2 separate regions of the Homo sapiens genome follow, and region 1 is linked to region 2. Evidence: chromatin loops called from intact Hi-C (ENCODE). Cell type or tissue: GM12878. All regions are shown on one strand.

Region 1 (8,000 bases), 260 kb before region 2:
TATTTTAGATGTATTATCAGTATGTGTTGGGTGTCTTTGGTTTTTTGATAAACTTGTTTTTCTAACTAGACTGTCCACTCTTTGTGCCTTTTCTGGTTATATATATATCCTTTTGTTTGGAGACAGGGTCTTTCTCTGTCACCCAGGCTGGAGTGCAGTGGCATGCTCATGGCTCACTACAGCCTCAACCTCCGTGGCTCAAGCGATTCTTCCACCTGAACCTCCTGAGTAGCTGGGACTACGGGTGTGCACCATCACATCCGGCAAAGTTTTGTAATTTTTGTAGAGACAAGGTTTCGCCCTGTTGACCAGGCTGGTCTTGAACTCCTAACCTCAAGTGATCTTTCTGCCTTGCAGGAGTGAGTGATAATTTACTTATAACACCCATTGTAAGTCTGCAAATCAGTGATTTCTAGTCATTTTAAAGAGTTGTGCAGCCATCACGGCAACCCAGTTTTAGAACATTTCCATCATGTCAAATGGTTTCGTTATATCCGTTCTGTAAGTCTAACAGAACAGAATGGAGAAGTCATGGGCAACAGGTTGCTTCCCTACCATGCTGATGTACCCTGAGCCTTTCAAGGTAGAAAATAAAAGTGCATGTTAGAATGTGTGTGTAAGGTGGCAAGTGGCTGGGGGAGAAACACTATCCCTTTCTTAAGTGGTAAAGTAGTATTTCCCATCCTGCTTTGCCAGTCTCAAGAAAGAGGATACCGGCTTTTAAAAGTAGAAGAAAAAAACTACAAATGCATGAATGTACCCAACTGTGTGTGTTTTTTTTTTCTTTGTATTTTCCACCTTCCTACACTTCCAGCTGATGTTTTTTTTGTTGTGGTGGTGGTTTTTTTTTTTTTTTTTTAAATGAAGAGACAAGGTCTTGCTATGTTGCTCAGGTTGGTCTTGAATTCCTGGCCTCAAGGGATCCTCCTCCATTGGCCTCCCAAAGTGCTGGGATTTGCCCAGCCCCTAACTGTTGTTTTGTTAAGTTGCATTTCTCAAGATTGGGCAGAGTAGCTTCCTAGACTTGGTGATTTAATTTTACTTTTCTTGTCTTGTTATTTCTCTGCATTCAATGTTACCTTAATTGTAAAATAAAAATTACCAAGACATTGCTGAATATAGTTGTTGATTAGTGTTCCCTTGATAGTAGTCCTGCATTTTTACTTTCAGCTACTGCTTAATCACATTCATTTGCAAAATTGGAAAATTTTTACTTTGGCTAATTACCATAGGTTTAGAACTTTCTGGTCTTCAGCTCCAGAAATGTATCGCTGTGTTGAGATCATGTTTTATTTCATCCATGTTTATTTGAATACTGCCCCTCTGAAAAGCTGACTGTTTTTGGAGCTTTTATACACAAGTATGAGTGAGGAAATTACTTTAGGTGTAGAATAAAATTGTGTAGAAATAATTATCTTTGAAAAAATTTGGTATTCAGGATATTGAATTGGAAGTGTTGAAGAAGCAGCTGTTTTGTGTGTAATACGTTTCTCTTGTTTGAGAATTTACCAGTTTTTTGCAGTTGTAGCTTTGAACTATCCATTCCCCCCTTAAATTTAGATACCCTGACAACCAAAAATCTCTTGAATTGTCATGAAGTACTTTAGTAGAAGTTTTATGGAAAAACACAACATAGCTATGATCTTTGCTGGAAGCTTCAAAAAGGCATCATCGTGTGATGCTTTTTAGGTAGAAAAACTCCCAGAAATAAGATAAGGTACCTACACTGGGCAAAGCCCAAGCCTCTTACTCATGTTTCCTGGTAATCCACAGCAGTGGTTTTGCTCCTTTCATGACATTGTTTTTGTTGTAGTGTTTGTCTTTCATAAAAATTCTCCATAAAAATATATAAAAATTACCTGTCTTCCAAATCAAACTTTTATCAAACCTTCCAAGCTGAAAGCTGGTACAATTTAAGATCATTTTACCCAGGAACAGAGTAATAATTTATTTTGTGTTTACTGTTTCATTGGACTTACTGATTTATTGGTGGTGACTTGATCTTATGTGTACTTGGTGACCTTAAAGTAAATTACCTGGGTAGTTGTGGTCATTTGACAAGTTTTTATTGAGCACACAGCCATTTGCGCTCTTGGTGTACAGTGGTATAAAGACAGACCAGGTCCCTGTTCTTACGGAGCTTAAAATACTATGGAAAGGAAGAGAAAATAAACTAACAGAAAAATAACAATTTCAGCTGGCGACAAGTGCTACGAAGAATTTAGAGAAGGGTAAGGAACTACAGAGTGATGAGAACTGGGTGGAGTGACTGCTTTATAGACAATGTTGAGATAATGCATTTAATTTTTTAGGAAAAAGTAATGCTACTTCCTTTTGGAGCCGGGGATAATTCTTATGTAGGTTTACCTGTGCCATTTAGCTCATTTGGTTGGGGGACAGACAGCTTTTAGATTTGGAGCCCTTGTGCATAGGCTGCTAAACTTATAAACTTAGTTCCATGTTGTAGACTAAACCTAGGCCAGCTAATTTACTAGTATTGTTAGTCATTAGGGTGGGAGATTATGAATGGATTCACTTACATATTATTTATTCATGTGGCATATATTTGTTGTGTATTTCAGTAGGTGCTGAAGAAAATTCCAGGATTAAGAAAAACTTTCTCAAGTAGCTGTAGTTTACCAAAATAGTTATCAGAACTAATTTGGTTCATTAGGACTTTGAGTAAATAGTAGGTCTCTCGTGTCCTAAATGACTTGAGCTAACACATTCTGCAGTCTTTCTGGCACTTCTTTTCTCTTTTGCCTCATCACCCATGCTTTTTCTCTTTGTGGCATCTTCTGTGTTACTTTTCATAACTAGTACTCCCACTTCCCTTTTTACCTATAGATACAAACTTTTTCAACGGTCGCATACATAGAAGTGCACAAATCGTAAGTATAAGGATTTGATAAAGTTTTGCAGAATGAGCATATCTTTGCCACTAGCACCCAGATTGATTTTTTTTTTTTTTTTGAGACAGGTATCTGGCTCTGTTGCCCAGGCTAGAGTGTGGTGGTGTAATCACAGCTCACTGTAGCCCCTACTTTGAGGCCCAGGTGATACTCTCACCTCAGCCTCCTGAGTAGTTGGGACCATAGACATGTGCCATCATGCCTGGCACATTTTTAAGGGCTTTTTTTTTTTCTTTTTGTGAGACACGGTCTCCCTATGTTGCCTAGGCTAGTGTCTTATTTCTGGGCTCAAGCGATCCTCCCGCCTCAGCCTCCCAGAGAGTTGGTATTATAGGCATGAGCCACTGTGCTGGCTTGCACCTAGATTCTTAAAGAGAACATTACTAGAACATTACCGGAAGCCCCTTGTGCACTGTCCCCTGTGGGCCACTTCTCCCACCCCATTCCTGTCTTTTAATACTAGAGATCAGTTGTGCTTGTTTTTGAAATTTATGTGAGTGGAGTATACTATGTATACAGTACACAGTAAATACTGTATGTACCACTGCCTATATACAGTATACTCCACAGTGAGTGAAACAAGCCAGACTCAGAAGCATACATACTGTATGTACCACTTTGCTTAGTAGCCACAGTGTATGCACCATGGTACATGCATATACTTCTGAATCTGGCTTGTTTCACTCATGGTTAGGTGTGCAGGATTCATCCATGTTGTTGTGTGCAGTTCTTGCTTATTTTACCAGTCTGTCTTATCCTGAGAATATCTTTGACATTCAACTCTGCATGCAGACCCTTCCTTACACGTTCTAGAGAGAGGACCTGTCTTCACCCTGTGTTTATTACCCACATACTTGAACAGCTGTTTCCTCCAGGCATCATTATGCAAAAGGAATGAAACCCGGTGTGTGCAGCTTTTTTAGAGGACGTAAAAGGAGTCAGCTCTTGCCTCTCATCAATAGTATTGTTTATCAGTCATTTCTCTTTTGAGGCATTGGTTGAATAAATGGGAAAATTCCTGCTTTCAAGGAACTTAGCAGACTTGTTGACAGATAAGACCATAAGAAGAAAGCCAGTGAAGTACCCAGTGATGTGAACGCCATGGTATGAGCAAGTACATAATAGAGACCACAAGTGCTTTTTAGAAGTTAGAGATAGTCATTCTCTGGGGCTTCCTCAGGAAAATCCTCGCTGAATCTGGGATCTAAACTGGGCCTTATGATTCTTGGATATAAGGTTTGTTGTATAGGTTGATACAAGTTACTTATTAATAGTTGTTTGCCCCCCTCCCTTTCACTATCTTTAGGTGATGATGTCCACACCTTTCCACATCTCCTCAGGAGCTGGTGATTCCCAGATACTATTTGTTAACCTGCATCACCACTCCCATGCACACGAACACAGGACAAACAAATCCAGCTGCTTCCTGGCATCTCTACTTGAACAACTTAAAGGCAATTCAGATCCCACAGGGTGAAAAGCTGAATTCATCTATCAGAGTGTTTTCTAAAATCCCAAGTAGATTATGTCCCATTCCTGCTTAAAATGATCTCCTGATTCTCATTGCCTTTTGGATAAAATCCAATCCTGAGTATCAACAAGGGGCTTGTGATTTGGTCCTTTTCTGTGTCATTCTTTAGAATTTCTGGAAGCAGCCTATCATCGCTCCGTCTGCCCTCCATACACAGCGTTTGTGTGTGTTATGCCAAACTGCTTGGTGTTTTCCAACCGTGGACCATGATATCTCACTTCCTTAACCTTACCTTCATATGCTTTTCCTTTGTGTCTTCTTCTGAAATGCTTCTTCCTTTTGTCCAGGCTGACTCCTGTTTGTCTGAGACTTGTGTCTCAGGAAGCCTTTCCGTTCCCCTCCAGTCATTCATACCTCTGTCATAACACATAGACTGTATTTTTAATTTGATTTCCAATCTGTCTCTTTTAGGTTGTCACCTTTTTTGAGGGCAAGACCTTTTTGTTTCATGGCTTTAGTTTGCTGTGTTTGTTACAGTGCCTGGCATTTGGTAGGGGTTGAGTAAATGTATACAGAATAAATGAAGCCTGGGAGAAGGAGTTCCAGTTAAGAGTTCTAATAAATAACTGTTTTTTCAAAATCTTGGGGCTTTCATCTTGTGTGTTGAATGTTACTGGATTAGGGGAAAGTTGTCTTTATGAAGTGGGCCCTTTAAACTAGTATTCCTGTTTTTCTGTTATAGTTCCCTACTCCCCGCCCCACACCCCCTCTAAAAAAAAAGTACTAGAAGTTACACACAGAACTGTAGCCTTGGAGGCTGTAGGCAGTGCATTTAAAGTACTTCTGGAGTGGTTTTGAGCTTCAGAGCATTGACACACTTCCCTAAATAACTGTGACAATTCTTTCTATTTGCTGTTGCCCATCGGTGATTTCAGTGGCCAGTAGTCATACTGGAAAGTCTGATAATAAAGCAGGGGATCAGTCATGTGGTACCAAACCAGTTGTGGGGAATGTTAGATGTGTTAAGATGTGATTAGCAACGACATTCCTGTTTGTAAACTGGCATCTATGGCGGTTTAAAAATGGTGGCAAAACCATTTTGAGTATTGTTGGAAATGTTATCTGTTCTGCCGTGTTAATATACCTATAAGTTGGTAGTTGCATCTTGTACCCTTGATAGTCATACTTTGTACATTGTGTATGCCACTCTTCTGTTGAGTAATTTGGATTAATTACTTTGGAGATTGAAGTCTTGACTCATTCACTTCACTCATTTATTTAGCTGTATTTTCAGTTCCATGCAATGAGTGACACAGACTGTGCTGCCAAAAAGGAATTCTCAGTAAGGGCAATGCACATAAATTACTGTGTTACTCAGAAATCATGAATAGTTGAGATCACAAGGTAAATGGTAAAAATTTTGTTTTTAAATAGGATTAAATATGACTTTCTCTCCTCCTTTCTCCCTCTGTCAATTTAGGAAATCTACTTAAATTGTCCTGTGGTTGGGAAAAGAAACTAGTGGAAGGAATATGTTAAAAAAGCATCTTTCTTAAAATGTATTCAAAATATTTTTCTCTACAATTTAAGAGCATTAGCAAATACAACCTAGGATGAAACTTTAACAGCCTTTGAGAGGGACAAGAAATGAAATTAAGGGTGATATATGATGCCAGTATCATCGGTGTATTGGGTCTCATAATACATACAATACATGGTAGTTAGTCATAGGGAGAAAACAAACCTGGTGGCTGCTTTCTAAGAACAAATCAGATTTCTTGTGTAGCTATGTGGTTTAACTGTTCTTGCCCTTCTTTTACAAAACTAAACAGGTTTAGTATCATAAGTGCTACAGAAATAGTCAAGATTGCAATAATTAGGAATCTAGCTCAAACTACCTTAAGTCAAAAAAGCCAAAAATTTATTGGCCCACGTAGCCAATGAGAGAAAGTTGATGTTTAAACTCAGGGAAACGGGAAGAACTGCAGGAATCAGAACTCCTGTCACTTGACTAGTCCCTAGATTAAAACAGAAAAACAAATAAACAAATGTCACCCATCATCCTGCCATTCAGAATTATTTATTGAGCAGTTTGTTCATTGGACTTCACGTATTTGAGTAACTACGGTTTTCCAGGTGCTTTGCTTTAATAATGATATTTCACTGAATTTTCAAAACGATGGTTCCCTGTGGTAGTGGGAATTATGCTATGTGTTATATGAAACAAAGTAAGTTTGATTTTTAAAGGCGTGTATTCTGGCCTGTTGGTTGATAGAGTTCATTTTGATTTCTTCTTCTAGGGGAGAAGTTTTATGAACACTTAATGGTTTTAGAGTTCTATTTGTAGAAAATAAAGATAAAATCCAGATTTATTTCAGGATTATTTTCATTTTGGGAAGAACCAAAACATTGGATTCTTAATATCTATAGCATAATTAACTTTGCCCAAATCTTCCATTAAAGAATAATTATGTATACAAGAGAACCCACATGTAATATTTTTGTTCTAAATTTGTTTAGAGTGCTGGTTCTCAAACTTTAGCATGTTATCAGAATCACTTGGAAGAAGACTTCTTCAACACATTGCTGAGTCCCATTCCCAGAGGTTCAGAAAATTAGATGTTGACATTTTCAAAGTGAACTTAAGAGAAGTAAGTGGTCTGCATTTATAGGAACCATGTTTTTGGCATTTGAGGTGATGCCTTAATTGATGAAAACATTGTGCAAAGTATAGGAGTGTTTATAAATTAGGGAACCATATCAATTAAACTCTTATCTTTTTGCATTCTAAAATCATCTATCTTGCATTATTAGCACTTAGGATTGGATTTCAGATATGTTTAAAAAAAAAAAAAATCTCATTTCTGGCTGTGATGTGGTGGCTCATGCCTGTTATTCCAGCACTTTGGGAACCTGAAGCAGAAGGCTTGCTTGCTCACAGTTAGGAGTTTGAGACCGGCCTGGGCAACAAAGTGAGAACCCGTCTTTACAAAAATAAAATTAGTTGGGCATGGTGGTGCATACCTGTAATCCCAGCTACTTGGGAGGCTGAGTCAGGAGGATCCCTTGATCTCAGGAGTTCGAGGCTACAGTCATCTATGACTGCGCTCCTATACTCCAGCCTGGATGACAGAGCAAGACCTGGTCTCAAGAAAAAAAAAAATCCTATTTTTTTTTTGCATTGCACAGCGGAGAGATGGAACCAGGTCTTATAATCAGTAAACCAATATTCCAGTAAAAAGCCTGCAAAGAATGCAAATAAGTAATAAAATAACTACAAATTAAGTCAGTAAATATGAGAAATGTATAGCCTACCCATTACTCAAAGGAATACAAAGTAAGATAACTTTTTTTTTTTTGGCAAATCAAGTTTTAAAGATTAAAAAAATAACTTCAGTGAGACTGAGAGATAGGCATTCTAATAGACTCTTTGCGAGTATGGGAGTTGATTTACATTTTCTGACTGCCAGTACGGCAGTTAGTATCAAATGCCTTTGAAATATTTGTACCCTGTGATCCAGCAACATAACTTCTAGGAATTTGCTTGACCTGCTTATAAAAATTTCTGTTACGAATTACGTCATTATTACAACAAAAAATTGAAAATGACTTAAATA
Region 2 (8,000 bases):
CAGCCTCTGTTCAGATGTCACATTCTGCATACAATGGCACCTCCTAACAGAAGAAATGATGGCATGGGCATGCAATCTGCAAAATCCATACCACAGGATATTCTAGGGGACAAATGACCTGGCCATTTCAACAAAAACCTGCAAGAAACAAAAACGAAGAAAGGAAATGGGTAAGAACCTAAAGACTGAAAGAGATTTGTTAGAACCTGAATTTAAGTAAGGTTCATAGCATGCAAAAATATTCGTGACAATGGGGAGGTGTGAACACTGATGGGACATGATTGCATATTAAGGAGTCCTGGTTATTTTTTAAGTGTGATAATGGCATTGAGGTTATGTTTTGTAAAAGTCCCTATCTTTTAGAGTTAAAATAAATGACACCTCTCCACCTTCACACTCTATCTTACTTACCTTGTGCAGGGGAGGAAAGATTTCTTTTCACAAGAGAAAAGCATAGAAATTTATTTAATATAGTTTTATATGACATGGGTCCCTTTAGAAGTGAAAGACCGCAAAAAACAACAACGGGGAAACCTGTGTATTTTTACGCTAAGTTTCATGAAGAGGTGGATAGTCCTGGAGCAGTGCGATTGGACAAAGGGGGTGTGATCTACTGATAATAACCTGGGGGCCTGTTTGTTCAGATTCTTTGCTGAGTTCCTGCTTCATATACTCTCCTTTCCTCTGCTTATGACGTAGGCACTGCCCACATGAGTAGTATTCCACTGTATTCCACATGAGGCTCTTATGACCGACTTCAGCAGAAGGTCAGAGGATTCTATGATGTTTGATGGTGTGCTTCAGGGGAGAAGGGTTGGGGTCAAAGAGACCTTCCCGCTTCTGCTGGTTTTCTCAGATGCCAAGATGCTCTATTTTGGGGTAACATGTCCTAAACCCTATCACCTGCCTAATGTTACTTATTAGCTCTCATTTCCCCTGACACTTTCCCTTTTTGTTTTCTTGAGTAGAAGCTTCATAAAGGCAAGACCTTCATCTTACTCACAGCAGTTGATTCTATCACCTTGTATGGCCCCTGACACATAGAAGGTGCTCAATAAATTTTGTTGAATGGATGCATGAAGTGTTTGAGAAAGTTCCCCTGTGAGTAAAATGTCAAAGAGTTGAAAAACAGAAAGAAACAATGAAGCCTGGGGACATGGTTTCTGAAATCAGGTTTTTATTTTATTATTATTATTTTTTACAGTGCAAAGAGCTGGCTGTGAAAGGCAGCTTTGTTAGAACTATTTATGAAATTCTCACTTGTGCCTGACTGCGGGGAGATAAAAATCAACCTCCACAAAGGCCTCCCAGCTTGAGTTGTGGCTGCTGCACTATGGGTTTGTTTATGTTTAGCAGGTGGGGTCCACAGGGAGCCTGTGACCAGGGCAGGGGCTGCAGCAGTTGAAGATATGCCTGTCATTATTTAATTAAATCATCTCGGGCATGTCCCCTAACTTCTCCGAGCCTCAGTTTCATCTATGGTAAAAGGAGGTTGATTATCCATCTACTCACAGGGGTTCTGAGAGAAGCAAAGAACGGGCTGGTCCCAAGGAACTGCATTTGATAAGCCCCCTCCTCCCCCCACCCTACCCCTTCCCCAGGTGATTCTCAAGCTGGTGTCCCTGGGATCACCCCTGGAGAAACCACACCGATGGAAGTCACTTGAAACACAGGAGAAAAGATTCTAAAGTTGTGTCTAAACCAAAAATTGCTAACAGTCAAACTGCCTTTCAAAATTCTCTGGGAAGGGACCTCCCTGGAGAGGACAGCCATCTCTCCATGAGGTCAACACAGACATTGTTTCCTCCAGTGCTGAAACAGACCACCGTGCTTTCCCTGGGCCCCAGATGAACGGGGTGACGTGAGGCTCACCCCCGTTATGGGAAGACACTCTCACTGAGCGGGGCTCGGAGAAACTGGGACCCAGTGGTTGGCACAGCCAGGTTCTGAACGCAGACCATCTGGCCCCAGAGGCAAGGTCCTAACCCCTGTGCAGTGAGGGTGTCCATGGGGACCTCCACGGACCGGCAGTGCTTGGGTTAAAGCAGCCTTAGGGCCGTCGGTCTGGACGCGGCGCACACGCAGAAGTGAAGAGGGGAGGAGGGGAGGTGTTCAGTGCAGCGGAGTTAACCACAGAAACCACGGCGAGGGGAGGCGTGGGCCCTCGCCCGGCTTCGGTGGTCACTGGTCTCACGGGCGGTACTAGGCAGGTGAGCTGTGATTAAAAATTGGCTCAGCCACCGGTCCTTTACCCAAGCTGCTCACAAGTCAGAGAGGCTGGCTGCTTTGAGTTTCCTCTGTTTCTTTCCTTTTTCTTCTTGGTTATAGGCACTGCACAGTGTTAGCATAGCTCAGAAGGAGACCCCGGGATAACAAAAAGGCCTGCACGATCCCCAGCCTGACCATCAACAGGGACCTGCCATGGGTCAGAAGGGACCTGCCCACACATGTCCGCATGTCCTCTGCGGCTGGGGAGGAGGAGGCAGGATTCCTGGCTTCCCTCCAGGCTCTGCAACCACTTCCCCTCCTCCCTCTCTCCTGCTATTAAATTTAGGTCTCTTTCCGGAATGTTCTAAGCCTTTTTAAAGGGAGCAACACACTGTTCCTGCGTTGGCTGTTACCTCTGAGAAACCGGGAATAAATTGCCAAGTAACTGCCGATGGCTTTGAGCCTGGACTCTGGGCTCGGGATCCTCCTAGGCCCACCCCTGGGATGAGTCATCGTCAGTCGGAAGGACCTCTCCCTCCTAAGACCCCTGAGCTGCTCCAGGCGCGGCTGTAAAAGCTGGCCTCGGCATGGCCCCTGTCTCTCCCCACGCCTGACCGCCCTGCTCCTCACCCCACTGTCCTCTCCCTGATGTCAGCTCATTCATTCCACCGGTCTCTGTCACAGATCCCAACAGGCTCTGCCTGTGGCAGCTGCCCCTCACTCCTGGGCAGGCTGATCCCACCCTAACGGTTTCCAACAACTGCTGGCTTTGCCTGAGGGTCCTCTCTGGCTGCCCCAGCCAGCCCAGCCCCTGGTACAAGCCAGGCCAGAAGTTCCAGGGTGTTACCCCTCCAGTCCCCAGCTGCCCTCAGCCATGCCTGGTGGACACACACCCCAGGTCCAGTGCCCCTCCATGGGGATAGCTAAGGTGTGTTTTACTCCCCATGCTGCGGACCCCAGTTCCCCACAGACACACCCTGTAGGGCTTTTTCTCCCTTCCTTGTCTCACTTCCCCTCTCTTACTGGGTCACCTAACCACTTGCACAGACATCTGCGCCAGTGGGAACTCAACCTTGAGAGCGCCTTTCAGAGGCTTAACACATATTCATGGTGAGCCAGGTAACTAACCACTTGGGCCTGTCTTACGAAAAGAGGTGTGACCGCAAACGGACGGATCTGACCCCAGACATTGCAGAGGTCAGCCTCACAGACACAAGGGCTGCTGAAGCACTACTACCAAATTTGCAATTCGCTTTTAAAAGATTTGAGTTCCTACCATGGGCCAAGCAGTGTGCCAGGCTCTGGTGATACAGGGTTGGGCAAATTAGACAAGAACTTTCTTTACTGGGGTATACCTGCTGGTGGAACTATCCAATGACTAAGACAAAAAAAGTCAATTGTTTAAGTGTTATGCAGAGTGTAATGTGTTACTTTAGGTGCTCAGGGAAAGTCATGTTTAGGCTGAGCTATGAATTATACAAAGGAGCCAAATGGATAAAGGTAAGACAGATGGGCCGGGCGCGGTGGCTCATGCCTGTAATCCCAGCACTTTGGGAGGCTGAGGTGGGTGAATTGCTTGAGCCCAGAAATTCAAGAGCAGCCTGGACAATGTGGTGAGACACCGTCTCTATAAAAAATGCAAAAATGAGCCAGGAATGATGATATGCACCTGTAGTCACAGATACCCAGGAGGCTGAGGTGGGAGGATCATAAGCCCAGGAAGTTGAGGCTATGGTAAGCCATGACTGTGCCACTGCACTCCAGCCTGGGCAACAGAACAAGATACTGTCTCAACAGCAACAGCAACAACAACAACAACAACAACAAGACAGGAGATCACAGATAGAGGGAGCAAAAGCATGAAAATGGGAAGCTTTCTCAGAGTGCTATGAATGGAGCGGCTTCCTGGAAGCTGGGCAGTGACTAAGGGCAGTGCCTGGTACAGAGTGTAGGCTCAACCTGGTCTTGGGATTAGGGCAGAATTCTCTGCGGAAGTAAGGAGACATAAATCTGAAGAATCAGAAGGAGTAATTGAGGACTAGGAAGAGAAAGAGACTTCCAGGCAGAGAGAACAGCATATGCAAAGGTCCTGAGGCTAGAGACTGCCCAGTACATTTTGACTGGCTAAACAGGAATTAAGGGGTAGAGGGCTCAAGATGAGGCTAGAGGGGTAGTGTGATTGATAATCTTATTGTTCAGCAAACGTTCACTCTTCTCCCTGCCCATTTAGGGAAGAGGATACTTCCTCTGCCCCACCAACTTGAGGCTTGTCCTTGTGACTTGCTTGAGTCAATGAACAGAAGCAACTACAACATAAGCAGAGGCTTGAAGTGTGCAATTCAACTTGGTCTCTGGCATCCCCACTATTCGCCATGAAAAGAGTATACTCTGGTTAGCAAGTGAAGCAGATTGAGGTCGATCCTCAGCCTGGAGCTAGCTGAACCGTACAGTCAGTGGAGAGAATCGATAGTTATTTTAAGCCACCAAATGTTGAGGATGATTGTTACATAGCATTATTTTGGTAATAGCTGACTAATACAAGTGGGTAGGGAACCAATCCTGAAGGGAGGCCACTAAGAAGTTATGCAGGGAGCGCTTGCTACCTGCGCAGATTGGTCAGCTGGGTTGGGAGGTTACTTCTATGCAGTTGTCCTGCAAAGATGATGTAATGCAGATAAATGAATGATTTATGGGAAGCTAAAAAGTTGCCTTTGGGCGAGATCAAGGAGCCAGGCTGCTGAGAATAAGCCTTCATATGACACAAATCCTAAGCTTGGCTTTCCTTATCAGTCCCAGGTAAAAGGACCGTCTGTGTGCATGGTCTAGGATGTTTAGTGTGAAGTCAGGTCACGCTGTCATTTCCAAGGTGAACTCCTTATGGGCAAAGATTTAACTGTGGACAGAAGTACAGATAAATATGCTGACAGAAATGAAGAGAAGATGAGTCAAAATGGAGGCATACAAACTCAGGGAATAAAATGTTATACCTTTCAAAGTGACAGTGGAAGGCTGACCACCATTTCGGCTCCTCCCAAAGGGGCTGCTGTCCCTTGAAATACAAACTCCCAGCAGTATCGGTGGTTCTGGAATGGGAGCATCTGTTCTCCAAGGGAATTACAGGACAGAGCAGGAATCTTCAGTGTGGGGAGGAGACAGGGGAAAAGAGGTGGGGTAGCTCAGACATGATCAGATGGGTCACTGTCTGGGACAAGCCATTTACAAAGACTATGTGAACAAAGTCAACCTTGATCTGGGTTGGCAGCTGGGTGGTGGTGGGGGAGAGAGTGTTATGTACTCAAAAGCCAGGGCTTCTATGAGGACATTTCCGGAAAAGTTACAGCCTTCCCTTGTCGGCTCTTGGAATAACTAGATTTCCTTCCTCATCTTAGAAAAATGCTTCTAGAGTCAACTGATAGCAATTGAAACAGTAGAAGTATCCAGTTTTTATTAAAATCCTGCTTTCATTACAGCTGCAAGGGATGGATCTAGAACTGATTTATGGAGCTTAGGGATTCTGTGAAGTCATACTTGGCCTTCACAGCAGGAGAGAGAGAAAGACAGAGAGAGGGGGAAGCAGTCAGAGGATGTAACCTCTCTACTCACTTGGGATGAAAAAGCTCCTTCTCTCTCCAACATACACAGGCACAGACGTCCTCCCAGGGGAGGTATTGTGGCCTGACTCTCACTTTGGGAAGATTCTTCTCCTGCTGCCATTTAGGACCAGAGCATGCTTTATCTCCAAAGGCTGGGCCCCTGTTTTATGCCTCCAGGGCAACACTCCTGGACTCACCTTGTTAACCTGAGTATCACACCATTCTCTGTCTTGATGGTAGAACTAGAGAGTCCTGAGGCACAGATGCTCAATTGCTCAGGTAAATCAAAAGGTCTCATATACTCAGCTTGGCAGAGGCTCAGAGCATGAACCAATTACTCCTCCCTTTATTCATGCAACACATATTTATCCATTATCTACTATGTGTCACTCATTGGAGCTACAGAGGTGAAGGCACAGCCTGACCAGTGAGAACAATGCTTCTCAACACTTTTGATGCCACAGCACATACTGAAAAGGCTCATTTTATAGGACATAACTCTGAGATGCATGGTAGCATTTCAGAGTTTCTGTCTCTTTTCTCTACTTTACCTTCTTCTGTTACCCTTGCTTTGTATGGACCACATCCCCAAAGGAGGGGGTGGCAGCTATTAATATGCCAAAATCCATATGGGTGGTGAACATGTTAACACTGAAAAATTCAAAATAATCGGAATGTCCATCTTAACGGAAGCAGATCCTGAGACAAAGATTCAAGTGCAGTTGTTACTGGGTTGGGGTTGTAGACAGCCCCAGGAGGGAAAGGAAAAGTGATATGGAGAAGGACAGGCAGCCAATCAAGGCAGGTAATTAAGCCAAGCACTACTGTGGGCAACTGGAGCTTGTACCCATGGAGAGAGCTCTGGGATATAGTGTACAGCACACACCTGAGTTGTCCCACCCAATGGGCAAGGGAGCTGGGGTATTTACACACCAGTCCCCCCTTAGTCATTGGTCAAGAGCTATTCCTGGCAGATGTTAATTCTATGGCAGTTTCCCCTGCTGAAATGATAGGCAGCATGGCATTCTGCAGATCTGAAACGAGACTTTCCACTCAGAAATGCAGAGCTGGCAGTGGAGTTTGGCTGGAGCACATAGAAATGTTAGAGATATGGGCAGGGCATGGACAGATCCTGCTAGATGCATCAGTGGGGGGTTAGTAAAATATTTGATAACACATCCTTCAAGCCCAGGATAATGTGGAACTATATTCATTGACACAGAAAAGTGCTCAGCTACACATTATTGAGTGAATGAAAGCAGCATAGAGAATATCCAATAGAGTTGGACCATTTGGATTGCCTATTTTTCTCTGTGCGTAAATGTGTCCGACACACTGGAAGGCAAGGCCAGGACCAGGGTGAAACAAGCAAGGCTCTTGCTTTGGGATAAAGTCTAAGGAAATGTCAAAAAGCTCAGTAATCAAGATAAATATTTCAACACAATATTTAAAAAATATCAACATTAATGCAAAAATTCCATGATGAACAAGGTCAGGATCTGACCTCGTATTTGCACAGCTCAGCCTCACTCACTTCATCCTAATCCCAGCCCTGTTGGATTCTGTCTCCTTAAAATTTTGACCATCTGAGGCAGAGAAAGAGAGAGAGGAGTTGGAGAGAAACTCTGGTTTCTTTCCTCTTCCGGCCCTCCAACCTCTTGCTAGTGCCTCCCTTGGTCAATTCCAACCACAGCTAACATTAGAGCCTTAAAATATCCACCTACAAGGTACAGCCTCCCCTCTCCTCCTTCTCCCTATTCTGTCTCCTCTCTCACCCCACAAGCCCAGCACAGAGCAGAGCAGCTAAAGGGCAAGGACTGGCACGGTTCCCTCAGGAACCTACAATAATTTGCAGGCAAAAAGAATCGCTTCCTGAGCAGGCCAACAAAAGCCTTAACAACTGAGACGTTGTCTTCTAGGCGCAGATCAGCAGTGGCCAGTTAACTGCACTTGTTATTTCACAGTCCTCTGGGGTGACAACCGTGGGTCAGGCTGACCTGGCCAGAGAGCACAGAGCCAAACGCCAAGTAATCAAAGCCAGTTTGTTGAAACCAAGCCATCTTGACTCCCGTCTCCCAGACAATCAGGCCACGGCCAAGAGCTTTCCTACCCCTGCCTCCTCTGGGAGTCTGCGTTCTGTGGGCTTGCGCAGCCATCCCCTTCCCAAGCTGGCTGATTCTCAATTAATCAGGGATCAGG

The links. Peaks named below come from ENCODE experiments on the same cell type or tissue, not always from the same donor. Only the 100,000 strongest peaks of a DNase experiment are listed, where the experiment ranks them.
Region 1: a loop joins it to region 2, with 3 times the contacts of the local background. A loop is called at or near these places in 10 of 110 quality-filtered maps.

The regions. Positions count from the first base shown.
Region 1 is chr3:72,435,511-72,443,510 of GRCh38, reverse strand. The region is part of intron 1 of RYBP (RING1 and YY1 binding protein); the gene reads left to right. Among named protein-coding and RNA genes, the nearest start is that of RYBP, 7.1 kb to the left of the region's middle. RefSeq lists an enhancer at 3,054-3,153. In GM12878, no CTCF peak of the experiment used is centred here; DNase peaks (open chromatin) are centred at 2,818 and 3,767; H3K4me3 peaks cover 762 bases.
Region 2 is chr3:72,171,971-72,179,970 of GRCh38, reverse strand. LINC00870 (long intergenic non-protein coding RNA 870) reads right to left here. Exons shown (of 3, transcript NR_038221.1): 3 at 5,632-8,000. Among named protein-coding and RNA genes, the nearest start is that of LINC00870, 25 kb to the right of the region's middle. RefSeq lists a silencer at 2,113-2,252 and enhancers at 2,353-2,402, 2,413-2,472, 2,241-2,841, 2,793-2,922, 3,513-3,622. In GM12878, no CTCF peak of the experiment used is centred here; DNase peaks (open chromatin) are centred at 2,204 and 3,310; H3K4me3 peaks cover 1,285 bases; H3K27ac peaks cover 2,007 bases.